2 separate regions of the Mus musculus genome follow, and region 1 is linked to region 2. The links are chromatin loops, found by intact Hi-C in ENCODE. Cell type or tissue: left cerebral cortex. All regions are shown on one strand. Each heading gives the region's core, and the rest is flanking DNA. Links, peaks and the distances in the headings are about the cores only.

Region 1 (9,873 bases), core at 2,311-7,310, 52 kb before region 2:
AAATGGCTCTAGGCCAAACGACTTGGCCAAGTTCGTACAGCAAGAGTGACCAGGAGAAGATGTCTTAGACTGGACTTTCCCAAAAGAGATCCCAGAAAGGATTAATAATAATAATAATAATAATAATAATAATAATACAAGAGTAGGGCAGTGTGATGATTTATCTTGTCAATTTGACAGGATATAGGCTCATCTAAAAGAAAAGCATTCAGCCATACCTGTAAGGAATTATCTAGGTTAGTTAAGCCTCTGGGCATTCTGGGAGTGGGGTATCTTGGTCAGGTTAATTAAGGCAGGAAGACTTACCACTGTGGGTGACATCATTCTGTTGATTGGCCTGAATAAAAAGGGGAAAGTAAGCTGAGTACCAGCAAGCATCCTTCACATCCTGCTTCCCAATTGTGGATGCAAGGTGAGCAGCAGCTCCAAACCCCTGCTGACTTGATTTCCACAGCCTGATGGACTCTTCCTGTGAACTGTGAGTCAGAATAAACCCTTCCCCACTTACAGTGCTTTGGAGTATTATCACAGTAACAGGGAACTAAGACAGGTAGTGAGTAGAGACAAAAAGCAGCAGGTAGATGAGCATTACCAGGCAAATCACCAGAGTGAGACACTGGAGTGTCTCAGTGAGACCTCTTAAAAAGACACCGCAGCATTTCCACAGTTGAGGTATGGGAAGCTGAGGTAGCTCCCCTCCATCATTACCTGGAAGATGTGCCATGAACATTGCCTGAAAGCTCTTGGTGTAGAATTTCCCGGGCACTCAGAAAGTTATAGATTGGTGAGGGTCACAGGAATTGAGCTAGAGTAGGCACGGTGACACATGTCTGTAATCTCAGCACTTGGGAGACAGGAGTAGGAGAATTATGAACTCTAGGCCAGCCTAGGCCTAGAGTAAGACTCTCTTTAAATTTTTAAAAATAAATAATAAATAATAAAATAAATAAACAAATGTTTGCAGCACTGTCATTACCTAATTCTACAACATGCATCATACACTTGCCTTCCAAGCTCCGAGTGACTGATACAGTCTACTTACCGTCTCTAATAGATTGCCTCTATGAACATTTCACATAGATGAAATCACACAGCATGTGGACTCTTGACTGGTTTCTTTCATGTAGATAGGGTATTGTGTCCCATGTCTACAGGTGTGGAAGCCAGAAGTTAACACTTCTCTATTCCTCTCTACCTTAGTTTTGAGACAGGGTCTCTCTTTGAATCTGGAGTGGGTTGTTTGGGCTAAGTTTACCAGCCAATAAATCCCCTGTTTTTACTTCCCCCAGCTCTGGGGTTACAGATTCTAGCTAGCCACCAGGTCCAATTTTTGCATGAGCACTGGGGATCCCAACTTAGGTCCTCATGTAAGCTTAGGTTTTTCAAAACCTACATTAACCTCCCTTCTAGCCCATCACCTACCAGAGGTAGTGGAAAGGAAAGGTTAATAGGGCAAAGGTGAATATAGACCTGCTTAGAAATAGTACTTTTGGGCAATTCCAAAAACATCTTCATTGTCAGGAGAGCAGCAATTCAGTTCACACACATCAGCAGCGGTAGCTCCATCTACTAGAAAATGCCATTCACAAATTAGCAAGGGCAGTTCAATCCAGAAGAAACCATGAGGCTCTACCAATTGACCACAGTCCTTGGAAGCAGCAAGAAGCCACTGAAATATCACAAGAAATTGCTGAATTTCTCTTTACAAAGTCACAACAAATGATGATCAGTGAAGAGTGGCAAGGTGAACCAACATCACAGGGTCATCAGTGAAGACCAGAGTCCACAAAGCCCACCAAAGACCAGCAAAGAGTGGCAAGGTGAACCGATGCCATGGCCTTGTTCACTGTTATACTTACACTGTTTCCAAACATCATGTGTCCTTGAAAGTGTCTGCTCGAGCAAAACATCACATGCCCCTTTTCCAGGAAGTTTCCAGAAAAACACCATGTGTCTGTTCTCAGCAAACATCCTCTCATAAAACAGTTTCCAGAAAAAACATCACATAGCACAACTGAATCTCCAAAGAAACCAGAAATTCCCACTTCATCTTCACGTTTGCTCAAAGAATGCTTTTGCTAGCTAAGCCATCTCCCCAGCCCCTAACATAGGGCTTATAAACTTCATCCACATAATAGAACAAATTAGCCATTCCTTTTGTGTGCTTGAATGGACATGCCACAGTGTTTCAGCACTGGTGGATATTTATATAACTTTTTTTTAAGATTTACTTTTATTATTTTTAATTATATGTACATGTGGGGGTGTACATATGAGTACAGGGCTCTGGAAGGCCAAGCCCAGTATCTCCAGTAACTGGATTTACAGACAATTGTGAATGGCCAGTTGTGTGTTGGGTATTAAAATTGGATCCTCTGGAAAAGCAAACAGTGCTCTTAACTGCTGAGCCATGTGTAAGTTTTTGTGTGGACTTAGCTATATACCTGAACAGCATGGTGAGTCTGTATTTATCTTTTTGAAGAACAACAACAACAACAACAACAAAAAACCTATATTCTATAATATTTATGCCTTGCTAGAATTCCACCAGGAATTAGGAGGACTGGAATTTCTCCATACCCTCATTCTGTTCCCCTTTCTTTCTTCCTCGCTCCCCTCTATCTTTCTAATTTTCTTTCTTCCCTCCCTTCAGTTCCTTTCTTCTTCCATGCTTTCTTTCTTCCATTACTCTGCTTGCTCCCTTTCTTTTTTCCCCTCCCTCAGTCTCTCTTTCCCATTTCCCTCTTCTTTTCTTGGACCCTCTGGGCTTGAAGCCAGATCTTATTGTGGTTTTCAGGTTTTGTTTGCTTGTTTTGTGACTTTTTTTTGATGTTGTTGCTTGATGGGGTTTGTGTGTTGCTTGTTGTTATTGTATTTTTGTTTTAGGGAGACAGAGTCTCACTATGTAGCCCCATCTGGCCTAGAACTTGCTCTGTAGACTAGGCTGGCCTCAAACTCACAAAATTTGTCTCTCTCTCTCTCTCTCTCTCTCTCTCTCTCTCTCTCCCGCTCTCTCTCTGCCTGCACAGGTGGTTCATTTGTTTTCTTGATGATGTACAGCATGTCTTTTTCTTGGTTTTGTTTGGGGTTTGTACACATATAACCAGGGCTGGCTTTGAATTCCTGATCCTTCTGCTTCTATCTCCCAAGTGTTGGGATTGCAGGTGTGTGCCACCATGCCCAGCTATTGCAGTACATTTAAAATAATCATAAACCCTACACACATTTGTTTTTACTGTGCTGTCTCAAATGCTGGATATTATAATTTTAGTAACTGTAAAATTGTATTTTTAATTTTATATTTGCTTAATATAAACAATAATATTAAGATGCTATGTTCTTTTGTAGATTATCTTTATATGTTTTCTTTTTAACAATATTTTCTTATCAATTGAGATGGGCTCTTTCACAAAATAATTATAACAACCATACTTTTTTGTATATAAACTGGTGTCTTTTTAGTTTGGAGACCATGGTTTGGTTTGGGGTTGGGGGCTAGAGGGGTTTGTTTTTTCTTCCTTTGTTTTAAGCATTTTTTAAAATTATCTGTACAGTTGACCTTTATTTTCTATATTATTTTTGTTGTGTTTTTTGTTTGTTTTTGTTTTTTGAGACAGGTTTCTCTGTCTTAACAGCCCTGACTGTCCAGAAACTCACTCTGTAGACCAAGCTGCCCTTGAACTCAGAGATCTGCCTACCTCCCAAGTGCTGGATTTTAAGACATGTGCCACCAATGCCCAGCTATTCTCTATATTCTAATTTCTTCCACCACATCAAAACCTCCTTTCCAAAAGAAAGGTGGAGGCAAAACATGGATTTAAGATGTGATTCTTCAGAAGAAAATAGTCCTTTTAACAGATCACCAGATTTCTCCAGTGGGTCCCTTTATGCTGATTTCTTCTTACTCCATGAGGCCTTCCTGAAAAGGGGTCCATAAAAAGTGGGTCCATAAAGAACATGGGCTCTGGGGATAAATTGGACTTTAAACCCCAGCCCTGATACCATGTGGGCAAGTTGCTTGATTCTCTGTGCCTCGGTTTCCTTGTTTGCACAATAGGTTGTGGCTGGAGAAGAAAGCATGGAGAGTCACGGGGCAAACATGAAAAAGCCAATGGCAGTAGAAGACTAGAAACCCATCAACCATAGGACAGAGATGAGAAAATTGCAAGCTCTCCAAGTGTGAGAAAAGGCAGGTCACTGCACAAACGACCTATATAAAAAGGTCATGGTGTTCAGGGTCTAAAAGCTTGTGATCCTTGTACTTTTCCCAGCTTTTAGCCAATTTCACTCTTAGAAGGGCTGTTCTTTTTCTTACTCAACTATTTCCATCACTATTTCTTCTGTCCCTGGTAATAATAATAATAACATATTATTATTCCGTGTATGTTTATATTTGTGTGTATGTATGCATATGCAAGAGAGCACATGCTATGGCAATTATATGGAGGTCAGAGGACAACTCTCTGGAGTTGATTATCTCCTTCCACTGTGTGGGTCCTAGGGATCCATCTCAGGCCATCAGGCTTCGCAGCAATTGCTTCCTATTGGCTGTGCCATCTCACTGGTCCTTAGTCCAGGTCTCTGTTCCTGGAAATATGAGCAAGTGTCCTTGGGACTCTGGTCTGCACCTATGACAGGAATGGCTCATGTTCTAGGTAGGATTGTTAAAAATATTAAATGGCGTCCCAAGCATATCTCAGTTTCCCTAAGTAAAGCTGGGGTAGTCAAGTGCAAAGATGAGATGGGTGCCTTCTGGGCTTGCCTGAGAAAGGCTAAATTTCACAGGGATTCTTGACCTGTGGATATTTACATTGCAACTCATAACCATACCAAAATTACAGTTATGAAGTAGTAGTATAAAAAATTGTATGGTTGGGGGTTTTCACAACATGAGAAACTGTATTAAAGAGCCACAACATTAGGAAGGTTGAGAGCCAACTCGGCTAAAAGATGACCCTGTTTCAGCCTGTAGGACGTGGTCCTCCAAACTGGGAAGAAAGATCAACCTTTGATCATCTGCCAAGAGCTGCCATTGTGGTCTTTGTTTTCCCACACCCAGGGGGTGTAACTAGGGATGAAAACAGCCCTACTTGCTTTGTTTGTTGGTCGCCACTGCCACTGAATGCTATCCTGTAATCCCCTTTACCCTGCCACCCAAGTGGCTCACACCCAGGAATTTTAATTGACCTGGATTTAGAAATTTTGTTAACAATGAGTCATAGGAGAACAACAGCAGCAGAGGGTGGATTTAAATACTCAAAACTGTTAGATGGGGCAGTCAAGTCCCCAGAAAGCTGCTCAGTGGGAGCCAAAGGGAAGGTGGCATCCCCAGGCTGAGCAACAATCTTCATGTCCCAGAAAACAGAAAATGGCTATTCCCCGCTTATCTCAGAACAAAGCAACGTCCCAATGTTTAGTCTTAAAATGGACCCCCTCCTTCCCTAACCATGCCCACCACCTGGCAACACCATGCATTTGTGATGCCTTGGCTCCGGGTAGCCAGGCCTCTGTTTGGCCTCAGCTGCATTAAGTCTAGTTAGTTGATGGTCATCTTGTGAAACTAGGAAGGCAGGCAGGCAGCATTGCCTCTGTTTTATGGACAAAGCAGCTGAGGCCTCCAAAAGGTGACTGTCTAGGGCACTAATGTGTTCACATAGGGCCTCCCCATTTTCAGCCTTCAACCACTATTCCAACCTGTTAGCACATCAGAATGCCCCTACAGGAGCAGTCGCCACACCAGGTTACTCGGGTTCTGGTTCACTGGAGCCAACACTTAGATTTTTAACCTGGTAATGAGGCTATGGAGTTGGTGACCACAGGTTTCATACTGAGAGCTACTGGCCAAAAACTTCTGTCCCACATTACCCATTCCTGACTACTTCAGCAGCCCTGGATGAACAGATGTGGGTCTCCCCCCCCCCCCACACACACACCCAAAGAACCAGTCAATGACAGTATATCTGAAAGGATAGTGATGACAGCTTGCAACTGCAGGGTCAATCACGTGAATGTGAGGGTCTTGGGCAAGACAGAGCTAGCCCAGGTTTAAGGTTTGAGCACGTGGGGTTAATTCAAATTCCCTTCTGGGAAGTCGGGTGTCTGGGGAAGGAGGAAGGTGGAGTGATTGCTTATCCACAGACTCATCAAGGTCTTGACTGTGTTAAAACCCAATCATTACTTCCAGGTAGTAATGTGTTTTAGGCAATGTCTTCTGCTTCTGCTCAGTAATGCATGAGTCTCAGAGCCGTGGCCAGAGAAATGGCGAGCCGTCGTCTATTGAGCGAGTGATAATGGAATCCAGGAGGTGGAAATTACAAGTCGAAAAGTAAAATCGATGCCCTGGCTGTGAAATGACTGAAGGCCTGGTGAGGAGCTCTGTGGATGTGGGTCCCCTGCTTGCTCCAAAAGGGCCTCTAAGACACTTGGCAGTTCAGAAGTTTCTTGTGGGCAGGGAGCATATTTTAATCATGGGTAATCATATGATGTCAGGCTGGAACAGGCCTTAGAGAGCTTCCAGCCTTGGAATGGCAAATTGGTTTCATTTTGGTGCCAGCTCCAATCGGTTAGTGATGGCTGCTTGGAGCGCTGGACTGAGAAGGGTTCTGCATCTCTTGGCTCCCACCACCATCAACTAGCTGTGCTTACCACAGGCGGGGTGGCAGGGAGGCAGCACTCTGCTCTAATTAGCCAACCCTGATGTAGTTCCACCTGCCCTGCTGAACACGAGGCAAGGACTGGTTCACTGCACAGTGTCCCTGGTCATACCTCAGTGTCTTCCTGTCTCCTAACAGGGTGTTCCTGTTTTCTACTAAGCTAGGGGGTCCATAAAAGTAGTCAAGGGTCTGTGAACTTGATGGGGGTGGGGTGAGACAGAAAATGTGTCATCAGTATAACTAACCTCTAACTGAAAACAAGCACTTCCTTCCATTTCATGGCACAGTGTTTGGTTCCTCCTGTGACTGTCACCAGCAGAAACCACAGCTATCCTTGGATCCCTTGGGAGTTGGTATCTTTAAAGATTGCATCTGCACCTCACTAGTGTGAAACAATGGTAGTCATTAGATCTGCCACTAAATCCTGTTCTTTAATGTGTTAATGAAAAACCACATCTATTACTGCCCCACAAAGTTGCTTTTGAATATTTGGATAGCTACATTTCAATCTAATTGGTCTCCTCTGTAATCCTGTTTTGTGCATTGGAAATCCACCAGTCTGTGAAGGGATCCACAGGCCTCCTTGGGTGCTAAAGAGATGCACAACCAACCAACCGTTAGAAGCACAACTCTCCCTTCCCCAGGTGTGTCAGGCTCTGCCCAGCACAGGCTTCAGGTAGAGAAGAAGATAAGGGCGCCAAGGCTGGCCTTTGCTACTTTGGATTCATTGCTGGGATTTGGTGGCAGCTGGCAGCTGAGACAGTGAGAATTGGCTGCTCTCCACTCTGAAGAGGCAGCTGACCTCGGGGGCTCCCTGGGCTCAGATGCCCAGACGGTGACAGCTCTGGCCCCATTCCAGGCCTCCCTGGTTTGGCCTTCCACAGCAATGGTCAGTCTGGGTCACAAATATAACAGCAGTGCAATGTTTGACTTGGGCCTTTTTTCTCCTATAGCAGCCCAACCCTGGGCCTCTGTCCCCACCAGGACTATGGAAGGCTGCACATCCACAGGTTATCTTTGTTCCCAGCCCTGCAAGCTTACCGATACAGCCCAATGTTGGCTCTAGCTGCAGGGCTCGAGACAAAGACTACCTGTGGATGTTTTGGTTTCATTTCCAAAACTACATGGATTCTCCTGCCATCAGAGATGCAGATAGATGCAGCATTACAGGCTATTAGGCCTAGACACCATCTCCAAAACTCATCTCTTTTCCCATCTTTTACCCCCATTTTCACTTTGCAAACCAAGACACTGGCTGAAAGAGGGACCATGCCCTTCTCATGTGGCACAGACATAGGTCTAGAATCCACAGCTCCAAACCATCAGGCCAGTCCTTTCCCCAGTACTGTGCAGTCAAAGTCACCATCTTATGAAATGGAGGGATCACACTGTGGCTACCCATTTTCAGCAACCTTTGCACACACCACACTGATGCTCTGTGGCTTGTGGAGCTAGAAAGGCTGTGACAAAATTCACTTAAAGACTCTGAGAAATTCTGGAAAGGGGTTGGGGTAAAGAGTGGACCTCCTTTATTTCCTAGCAGCATCACCAACAGTGCCCAAGGGTGCTTTCCAGATGGAGCCTGCCCCACCCTGAGGCAACTTCCCTACTGCATTTGAAGTCTACAAGCCTGCCTGAGATACAAGGTCCTTCAGTTAGTCCTCATATGCAAAAGTGTATTTCTTGCTCACATCCCATTCCTAGCAGCAATTCTAAAAACAGCCTACCCCAAGATAATTCATTAATCTAAACTTCAGATTTCTTCTATCTCTTAGAAATGGCACTACCAACTTCAACAGGTGACTTGCAAGGTCAAAAGAGAATGGAAAGAAGAAATGGAGGGACCTGAAATGGGAGAAGTTATGATTCAACATCACTTCTATTCACTTTCCATAGGCTACAGCTATGTCACATGGCCCCAACCTAACTTCAAAGAATCCTGGGAAATGTACTCTTAGAAACTCAATAGGATAAGCAGATGGCTGGAATGAAAACAGAATGTCCCTGCTCCAGAATTCAGTGCTACACTATTATCCTAGTAAAAAGTCTTTGGGTTGAGCTGGGTGTGGTGGCACATACCTATAATTCCAGCACTAAAGAAGCAGAGGCAGGTGGATCTCTGTGAATTTGAGGCCATCTTGGTCTATATATTGAGTATCAGGTCAGCTAGGGAGACCCTGTCTTTTTTATGGGGGGGGGCATTTTGAGACAGGGTTTCTCTGTGTAGTCCTGGCTGTCCTGGAACTCACTCTGTAGACCAGGCTGGCCTCAAACTCAGAAATCCTCCTGCCTCTGCCTCCTAAGTGCTGGGATTAAAGGCATGTGCCCCACTGCCTGGTGGGAGACCCTGTCTTAAAAAACAAACAAACAAAAAAAAAGCAAAACAAAAAAACTTTTGGTTTCATATGAAAAACTAGTTTATGTGATATGGTAAACTTTTGGAAAGATATAATTAAAAGGTTTCTGGGCAGCTCCAAAAAGCTAACGGGAAGTCACCTAAGCAGGTTTGGGAAGATCGAGATGACTAATCTTCTTGGCTTGATTCATCCATTCAATAAATATTATTGAGCCCTACAGTAGCAGACCTCTTTCTATGTTGTGGTTGTGTTGCTATCCCCAAATCCCTCACAGAAACTAATGAAGAGAGAGCTAAGGCTTCTTCTCCTGGTCCCCACTTCCAGAGTCTAGTCCATGATGACAGAAACGCATAGCCAACTTTGTGGTATTGGAAGTACATGGCTTAGGCTCCTTACATCACTGTGGGAGACAAAGACAAGAGAGCTAGCCTGGAACCAGAGCCCTCCCTCCAAACAGGAGTCCCTGTGGCTCACCACAGTTCCTGAGCTGAGCATATCTGAAGAAAGGTTGCAGTGGGCATTTGTTACATGTCCTCTCGGTAACTGGCCGCTGTCAGAGGTTGCGACTCCAGCACTGGCCAGGCGTGCTTGTAAGCCCAGCACTTGAGAGGTAGAGGTGGTCAGATAGCAGATTAGGCCAGCGTACGCTTTATAAAGAGGCTTTATCTCAAGAGAACAATGAAACATTTATACTCAAGAAAAAAAATGACAAACTTTTCACTATGACCTACAAGACCTTTACAGCCTGGCCCTGCCTGCTAACCGGACCCCATATCAACCTTCTCTACAAATGGGGCCCTCTGATCCTACCACACCAGCTTTTTCATTGAACTCTCGAAATGTAGTCCAATCCCAAGACTTTT
Region 2 (9,873 bases), core at 2,017-7,016:
GTAGCTGCCTACAGAACTGGCGAGATGAGCTGTAGATGGATGAAGAGATATGAGGTGGGAGATGGTAGGTGACATTTGAAGGTGACAGTTGGCTCACCAAACACCTTGACTCTACACTCATTACTCTTGCCCTCTGCCAGAGAACACCCAAGTCCCCATGTCCATAAGCTCCTAGAAATCATAGAGACCCTTGTCCCCTAATGATATCCAACACAGTGGAAGCCTACTTCTAGTAAAAACACTTAAAGATCAAATTTTCCATGTAAATAGTTGGGGGGGGGGGAATGTACCTGGGACTTGATCTCTCAAATGACAGATGAATTGAAACTAAACTGTTGTTGCTGTTGTTTATCCCAAATATTAGAGAAACTTAAAATAATTGAGGGTGTGGTAGCACATATCTGTAATCTCAGCACTCAAGAGGCTGAGGCAAGATAGCCTGGGCTACATAGGAAGTTCCAGGCTAGCCTGGGCTACAATAGCAATAGCCTGTAACAATGTGCTAGGAAGTTCGATTGGCAATCCAAAGCTTCTCTTTTCCCCTAATGAAATTATCTAGTGACACAACAGCCTGCACTTGACACTTGACTTACCGTCATAAAGAGACTAACTTGAACTGTTCAGGGTCTGCATCAGCTGTTTTCCGAGGGATCTGCTTCTGAAAGCTCCTTTGCTCCTCCAGCTTGTGACTAGGCCCTTCAACTGAGAGTGGTGCCAACTGGCTCACCACGCCCAAGGCTGGGATGCAGGTCAGGGCACAGCGCTTGCCTGGCATTCACAAGGTCCTAGTTCTACCAGTGTCTGGGATGGGGGTGGGGAGGTTGTGAAGCAGACCTACCTACAGTGAATGAATGAATGAATGAATGAATGAATGAGTGACTCCTGAGCTGGGAACAATAGCCAGAACCATTCTCACTGGCTTCGGGAAATTTAGCAGCTCCAGGCCTCTGATGTCCAGTAATCTTGGGCTATGACCCTGGGAAGGCCAAGGCAGGATAGATAGGTGATGCATCTAGCTGGTCAGAAAGGAAGACTATCTAGGTGGGCATAGTTATTTCATTAGTGAATATTTCTATAGTGTGACAACTTGTCATATAACCCCATTGACCTAGACAGTAAATGTTTAGCGAAAGAGAGACCCGTACCTACATAGACCCAACCCCTCTACTCTGTACCTCAGTTGCAATATCCACTGAGCACCTCCAGGAATTGCCATCTAAGGAAAATAAAGATGGCCAGAAGGCTCTCATCAGGCCATGGCAGTTCTTTTTTTTTTTTTTTTAATTAAGGTTTTTTTTTAATTAGGTATTTATTTCATTTACATTTCCAATGCTATCCCAAAAGTCCCCCACCCACTCCCCCACCCACCCACTCCCACTTCTTGGCCCTGGCGTTCCCCTGTACTGAGGCAGATAAAGTTTGCATGACCAATGGGCCTCTCTTTCCAGTGATGGCCGACTAGGCCATCTTCTGCTACACATGCAGCTAGAGTCAAGAGCTCCGGGGTACTGGTTAGTTCATATTGTTGTTCCACCTATAGGGTTGCAGATCCCTTTAGCTCCTTGGGTACTTTCTCTAGCTCCTCCATTGGGAGCCCTGTGACTCATCCAATAGCTGACCGTGAGCATCCACTTCTGTGTTTGCTAGGCCCCAGCATAGTCTCACAAGAGACAGCTATATCAGGGTCCTTTCAGCAAAATCTTGCTAGTGTATGCAATGGTCTCAGCGTTTGGAAGCTGATTATGGCAGTTCTTAACCCCCAAATCTTTTGGTCTCGCTCGCTTCGCTCTCCTTTGCATTGCTGTGTTTTTCTTCAAGGGCCTGACTCAAGAGGTGGAGTATTACCCGCTCAGTGCTCTGCGCCCACAAAGCCACATTTATGTAATCATTCCAAAACTCACAACTCCTGAGAACTTTGAGGAATGTTATTAGGCCCTGGAGGCCAGAAGGGCCGTTTCCAGGGTAACAACAGCTCCATACAAGGCAGCCAGCAAGGCCTTTCCCTCCCTCCACTCCTTCTGGAGTTCAGGCCAGTAGTTCAGTGACAACCCATGCCTAGAGCTCAGGAGCCACATCTTACAGCCCAGGACTCACTGCAAAGGCCCCATCACCACACTATGAGCATCATAGGAGCATCATAGGGCCACCCCATCCTGCCTCAAATATGCCACCCACCACCGTTACTGCCCTGCCTGTTCCTGTGGGTCGGCAGTCTGCAAGGCTGGCCGAGGTTTGGAAAGTTGGAGATGTGAAGTACTCCAGCCAGCGTTTGTTTTTTCCACAGTATAGCCCCAGGCGAGCTGGCTGCCTTTTGTTTTGTGCAGAGGTGGAAATGAGAATTGTCTGAAAAAAAAAAAAAAAAGCAAATGCTCTTCCCAAGTGCTCAAGCAACTGCCTCTGGCTGCCTGTGAGCTCCACCTGCCCCTTCCCTGGGCTGAGCCTTCTTATTTCAGTGGTTCTTCATTGGATGGAAGAGAGTTGGAAAGGAGGAAGGAGGCAAGCAGGGAGCATTTTAGATTTGACAGTCCACAGTAAGACTTCTCTCCCTGAGGTGTGGGGTAGCCTGATGAAGCCTTACAGTACCACTGAGAAGGACCCACATTCAGTAATCTCTGTCTCTCTGTCTCTCTCTGTTTCTCTCTCTCTCTCTCTCTCTCTCTCTCTCTCTCTCTCTTTCACACACACACACACATGAATGTATGCATTCACACACTGCACTGCACACATGTACCACCGTAGATTCATATCTCACGGAAACCCAAGATCAGGGCTCTATGTTCTCAGGGCCAAGGCAGGTCATGGCCATGGTGCATCCAGATGTATGTTTTCCTGTCTCCGTTCCCAGCATCACAAAGCTCAGCTTTATGTATACTTACACATTTTTAAGTGATGCCTGGAAGAGCCAGCTCTTTGCTCCAGTGACACCGCCCTTGTCTGATTCATATGGAGTCAGCCTTCCAGATGACTCCTGCCTCCTGGGAATAGAAGTTGCTAACAGGAAACCCCTGGGACTGGGAGATTCACCCTTGAGAATGAGAGAACCCAGAAGATAGTGAAAATAAACTTGGGAAGCAAAAGAAGAGACTAGGATGGGCCAGCTGGCTCAGTGCAGAGAAAAGACAGATTGAGATAGAGGTGGAGGGTTCGGGGGAATGTGCCGAGGCTAGCCCTTGAATGAAAGAGATCTGCTGGCACAAAAGAGAATGAACAGCCTGACCATATGTGAGCAGAGAGAACCATGCATAGAGCCCAGTTCTGCTCATTTCATTCAGAGAATCTTTTGAACCATTCAACATCCACCTTTTGTGCAGGCCTACTTATTCTGGGCAAGGTACCATAGTCAGACCTACAGGGGACCTGTGGCTAATTAGGCAGGACAAAGGGCCAGAACAAAATAACCTGTGATCTAAGTTTGGGTGTCAAACACCCCACCCCACCGCCGCAGACCTTGAAATAAGGGTCTGAGTATAATTTTCTTCTCCTTGTTTTTGTGGTGCTTCCAGTGAAGCCTGAGACCGTGTCCATTGAAGTGTTCTACCACTAAGCTATGCTCCCACCCTTAGGACAACTATCTGGGAAGAAGTAGGGAGGAATTGGACAGGCTACTGCATTTTTTGTTTGTTTCTTTGTTTGTTTTTGGTTTCTCGAGTTGGGGTTACTCTGTGTAGCCCTGGCTGTCCTGGAATTCACTCTATAGACCAAGCTGGCCTGGAACTCAGAGATCGTCCTGCCTCTGCCTCCTGAGTACTAGGATTAAAGGTGCGCCACCACCACCTGACTGAATAGGGCAACTAACTGGGGCTCAGTCCTACTCCAAAGCAAGGTGGGGTGGGGGGAATGAGCAACGAACACTCCAGTTCCCATCACTCATTGACGGAGAACATCCCCCACCCCCACCCCCACAGTGCCTGTCTGCTTTGGGTAGACAGAGAGGACTCAGGTGGTCAGAGACAGCCCGAAGGCACAGTGTGCACAGAAATGATAACCACCAGGGGATCTAGACAGGACACCATGTGGCTGTGGAAACACAAAGAAGATAGGGACTTGTATCCTTAGTAAAGAGATCAGAACAGAGGTGGTCCCAGTACAGCCCTTGGATGACCTAGACGGGCCTCAGAAGAGTTGGCATTGGGGAACTAGTTCACTGTTTCACACCGAAGGGATAGTAGGAATAAAAATAGCCAAACAATGGAATGGTTGTGTCTAGGGGAGGCTGAAGACCAGCTTTGCCTGGTGAACAGTGGCTAGGGCACTGTTAGAGGAGAAATCCAGACACACTATAAAGGACTCAGATGTCACGTTGCAACTTTATCCTTCATTCCACAAACAATGGGGGGACCACTGAAGGTGTCTGAGCAAAGATGGCGTTGAGTTGTATTGTAGAAACATTAACCCTGTCAAAAACCAAGGGGACAACTTGGAAGTGAGGAGACTAGATTTTAAAAAAATTTCCCAAGTGAATGTGTGTTAGCCATTGCGGAGATGACTTTAGCAGGCAGGAAGATGAAGGAGGCACCCTGTTGCTCTGGCCCCAAGGGAGAGGCCCCTGAAAAGAATTGTGTGGGAGCTGCTGAAAAGGGGACTAGTACGTCAGCTGCTTGGCCTGATTGTTCCCTCTGGCAAAGATTCGGGCCCACTCATTTCTCTCCTATTTGCTTTCCTCCCAAACCGCTTTTGGCCTCTGGTTTCCGAAAGCTTTGCTCAGTGCGTTTAAACAGCATTTCACAGCATGGCCGAGCAATAACAAATGGCGCCTGGTGGCTCGCCTGCTGGTGGCTTAAAAAACAATTGATGACTTTTAATCAGCTGAATGAGCATGGGACAAATGACAGCATGGCCTGAATGCGGCCCAGACGTCATCGGCTGACATCAGTGGGGAGGAGGGAAGTGCCCTTCTGGCAAGCTTGGGAACAAACAAGAGCAGCCTCCGCTCCTCTCTCTCTCTCTCTCTCTCTCTCTCTCTCTCTCTCTCTCTCTCTCTCTCTGTTGTCTGTTTCTGTCTATCTCTGTCTCTCCCTTCCTCCTTCCCTCCCCCTTCCCTCTCTGTTTGTTTTCTGTCTCTGTCTCTCTGTCTCTGTCTGTCTGTCTGTCTGTCTGTCTCTCTCTCTCTCTCTCTGCTACCTCCTGGAGCTAACTCCAAAGCCATCGCCTGCAGTTGGGGTGGGGGTGGGGGTGGGGGTGGGAGGACAGAGAACTGCAGCAGAAGCAGCAAGTGGAAACCTCTGGGAAGGCCACCTACCTGCACGTCCTGTTGTGAAATCTTCCAGGCAGAGGCTGGAGCCCTGCCAAGTCAGACTCCTGTTATCACCTGGTAACCATGGGCAGTCAGTTCCCTTACAGGCTTCCCCCTTCAGAAAATGGAGTCCTTAGCCAGGTGGGACGGCTCATGCCTAGAATCCCAGCATTTGAGAGACAGGAGGATTGCTATGAGTTTGAGGCCAGCCTAGACAACAGATGGGAAGCCTGGCCAGCCTGGACTACATAGCAAGACCTCTGTCTCAAGAAAAATAAAGAAAATGGAGGGGTTTGTTTTTTGGGTTTTTTTTTTTTTTTGGTTTTTGTATTATAAAAAATGCTTGCTCCTTCTGGCCAGCAGCTTCCATAAGACTGGGCAGGACTGACTCTAGAGGACTCAGCTTAGGGGCATCTTTGTATCTTCAGCCTCTACCACTACCATCAGCACTCCCTGCCTCCTGTATCCACAAACCCAGAGGATGCTTGGCGATCGATTCTGCTAAAGTAGGAGCACAAAGCAAACCAAAAATGGCAGGAAGGAAAATAAAGGCAACCTCTGCGGGACTGTAGCTCAGTTGTAGAGTGCTCGGCCAGCAGGCAGGAGCTCCTAAGTTCACTCCCCAGTAGCAGGGAACAGGGGAGGAAAGAAAAGAAAAGCAGCTACATTGTGCTTAAGATGCAGGCGGGTCTCACGCTGACCATTTATGTGTGTTACCTCATTATCTCCGACTCACGTGTGGCTAAAGAAACAGACTCTAGAGGGTTTAGGAATATGCTCACAGTGCTGTGCTACTGAGGGGGTAGCTCATTTCAAAGTGCCAGTTCTTCCTCCCTTCCAGCTCAACCTATGGACACAGCAGCAACTGAGAGAAGAGGTTGGGGCAAATGAAGCCCATTGCAGGAACGCATCCATTAAATTAACAAGAGCCAGAAATCTGACTGGGTGGATGGAAGTGATCCTTCGAAGCCACCATAGGAACTTCCCATCCTGAAATCTCCTTGGTCACCAACTGTAGAGACTTGAAGCTCCTCCCAGGGGCTTGGTTTGGTTTGGTTTGGTTTGGTTTGGTTTGGTTTGGTTTGCATCCTGGGTGTGGCCCACAGAACAGGACATTTCCCCTTAGTATACATCTGCACACATGTATATAGAAAATGGAGTCCTTAGCCAGGTGTACACACACACACACACACACACACACACACACACACAGAGAGAGAGAGAGAGAGAGAGAGAGAGAGAGAGAGGCTCTTTTTGCCCCTAGAACCATCGCACACACACACATACACCCCGGCTTCCGTTGGGTGTCCCAGGAAAGAGTTCCCGATACACACACCTATCTGCAGAAGCTTAGCGATGGTGTTCTCATGAACACCTGTGAGGGAGGCAGGCCACATGAAGGGCAGAGCAAGGCATGAAACTACAGTGCAGTTGTTCACAGAGGCTTCAGCTGAGCCAACGGAATGGTCTGGAGATGCAGAGATGTCAAGAATTGAAGTACTATGACAAGTGCTTCCATGCCCCCATATAGACCAGTCGCAGAATGAATTGCTTTCCAGAAGTTAGGCGGTCAAGGCAATCAATCCAACTGCCATCAGCTAAGGGCAATTCCAAGTGGGAAGTAGAGCACTCTTCCCCCACCTTGCATCCACACCCTGTCCAGCAAGACTCCTGCTCATCTTTCCAGAGGCAACCGGAGACGGACCCATCCTTTTGAGACTGGTAGTGAGAAATGAGCACCATGGGCTCAACACTACTTCTGTATGGGGAGATGACCCCGTTTCAGAAACATGGGCTAGCTCCTTCCTATCTGGGTAGTGAGGAGTAGAAGACATAGATCCCTCTTTCCCACCTCAGCCCCAGCCTGTTCCCAGAACACACTGATGCTTCCCTTCAACAGCTGAGTGGATGGATGCTGCCTGGGAGGTGCCAGCAAGCTGGTGGGAATGTTCCAGCAGGCCCGTGGGAATGTTGCAGCTTCCACGATTTCCTCTCTGTCAGTGCCTCAAAGTGTCTACAGGGCTATACCAATGACAGGCAAGCACAAGAAAAGCTGGTTTCTACAGCCAACCTGGCAATCTCTCCTGGGCTCAGGCCAGGAAAGTCCCACCCTTGTTCCCTTCTCTGCCCATCGTACTGCTGCATGTCCATTTCTTAGCTACGAGAAGCAACTGCATTTAGAGCCCTCCGTGCCAGGGAAAGCCCAATGCCATTGCCAACCACACTACATCGCCGTTCTTCTGAAGGAAATTACTATTGATCCCACGGCTCTCCTCCCCATGCTGTTTGCCGGGGACAGCCAAGGATTCCCGTGCCAGCTGGGCTCCCACACGGCTCAACTGTTCCTGTACCAGATGGCCAGACCAACACCCTCTGGCTGCCGCACGCTCCCTGGGAGACGAGGCTCTGACGTCTCTCAGCCTGGCTTTTCATGCGAGAGGACAAGGACGATGGGTTAGGGATAACAGGGCCAATCAGGTTATTCTAAAATCCCTGCATTTCCAAACCCTAGCGATTATCAGCATAACCAACAAGGCAGGAAAACTTATTCCATAGCCTTCACTTTTGCCGGTCTTTTGACAAACATAAGTTAAAAGCCTCCTTGGCTTGGGGATGCAAAAACATAGAACCTAGTCCTGACCTTCAAACAAGTTGCAATCTACTAGGTACAGATTGGATGACTGACTGCATCTTTATTGATCAAACAAGGGCACTTCTGAGACTATGAAGTGGGTGCTACTCAGAGTTAATCCAGTGTAATGAGCTAAAGTAGGGTTTGTTCCAGGCAAACCAAGATGTTTAGTCTTCCCAAATGGTCATGGCATGACCAAAGTTGGGGAGTGAGGATTGGGGGGGCGGTCTTGAGGGGGGATATGGTGCTGTTTGGTGGTGCCACAAGGTGGCGCAACTGAAATGCCAGCTTTGCCTTGCCTTTGTTTTCTACCTTGACGAAAACTTTCCATGACCATCCAGCCAATACAACCCATCCACATGTGCTGGAGCCTTAGGATGCTGATTTAGAAGAGCCAATCACTAAATTTTCTGAAAACTTGCAAGTCAGTTGTTGAACACACCATTAATATAACTTAAAATAAATTAAATACAAATAATGAAAACTTGAAATGGGGTAAATCGTATTCGAAGCAAATTCTGCACATTCACATCTTCCTACCTTGCCACAGCCTACAAGTCTTTTCGCCACGGAGTCCCTGTAGTCTAGTCTGTGTGGAAGTACTCTGCAATGCTGAGTAGCCTCTTCGTGCCTCCCGGCCCCTCCCCCCGCAGCTCACTGTCAGCGCATCATGTGGGAAGCTCCAGGCTAGCTGTGGTGGGAATATTTACACCACGGCGATCAGCAGATGCTACAAATCAAGGCTTGGGTGGGGGCAGGGAGCCCGTTGTTCAGCATTTACCATCCCATCACTGGGACCGTTATTTAAGTTCCATAATTTATGTGGCTGACTTCATATGCCATGAAGAGGTCTATCAGATTCTGAGAAATTATAGTGTCTCCTTGTCTACTCCCAAACTCAGGAAGTTGAGAAAGGTCTGTTTCTCCCATAACCTCTCTGAATATTCAGAAAAAGGGGAATCCACAGAGACGACCCAGTAATGCCCAGTGACATGGCAAGCCGGAGCAAGAGGAAGTCCAAGCCAAAAGAAGATAGAAAACATATCCCCCACCCCTCAACCTTTACATGTGCACAATCAAATGAACCAATAGAAACTCAAGGTAGACTCTCATCTGTGATTGGAGAGATGGCTGGCAGGAGGAGGAGGCATCTGGAATGGATGGCACATAACAAGAGAGTCAGAGGTGTGTGTGGGGGTGGGGGCACAGATAAGGAAACACAAGGCTGAGAGGAAGCACCGTGGGATAAATAGGAAACATCTAGAGACCAGAGCAGCTGGCCCACCTTGAGAGAGAACTCTAAGTGAGCGTTGGGGTGGGCAGGGAGACATAGCCACTGGCAAACTTGCTGCCCAGATGGGGAAACAAAAGCTCCAATATCTAACTCCTCCTACTGGTCGGATGGTGCCTCCCATTGGCCAAACCCCACAGGAAGCCAATGGCCCCGGCCCTGGGATCCAATTAAGGATCAACCTACTCCACTCAGAACAGGGTACAGAAACATAACTGGGATGAGGGAAAGTGGAACAGATTTGCCCAGCCAGCTTGGTTCTGCCCTCAATCACTAGGCTCCAAGAGGACACGCCTGGGACCACTCACTTGTATGAGGCCTGGCCTGGGGTGGCAGAGCAAACCACAGACTGGCTGTGAGCCCAGAAGCAGGCAGGCCATGTGGCCTGGCAATGCTGTATGGAAGTGTTTGAGGAGACTGTCCAAGCCCAGCTAACCAGTCGCTCTGCACATGCCTGTTCCCAGCTTTCCATGAGCCCATGATGATGTCTGTGCACAGGTGAAGGTTTCACCTGAATACTAATAACTTCAGGGTCTGGACCTTGCACGATCCCCTTCTGGAAGTAATTTGTACCTTCAAACTACTTTTCTTTAAAATAAACAAATAAATAAATAAAATAAAAGCACAAAACCTGTATTAGTTTTAGGCTCCCACACTTGGATCTTCGCAGCCAACTATAAACAAGGAACAGGATTGGTTTCTTCCCAGGGCTAAATC

What was found. A loop is a pair of places that touch in the nucleus more often than their neighbours do. Peaks named below come from ENCODE experiments on the same cell type or tissue, not always from the same donor. Only the 100,000 strongest peaks of a DNase experiment are listed, where the experiment ranks them.
Region 1: it touches region 2 in a loop (2.5-fold over the local background); 2 of 42 quality-filtered maps call a loop at or near these places.

What each region holds. Positions count from the first base shown.
Region 1 is chrX:11,741,034-11,750,906 of GRCm38, forward strand. No RefSeq gene overlaps it. Among named protein-coding and RNA genes, the nearest start is that of Gm26314, 100 kb to the right of the region's middle. In left cerebral cortex, for the core only: no CTCF peak of the experiment used is centred there; a DNase peak (open chromatin) is centred at 5,207.
Region 2 is chrX:11,793,264-11,803,136 of GRCm38, forward strand. No RefSeq gene overlaps it. Among named protein-coding and RNA genes, the nearest start is that of Gm26314, 52 kb to the right of the region's middle. In left cerebral cortex, for the core only: a CTCF peak has its summit at 4,761; a DNase peak (open chromatin) is centred at 4,775.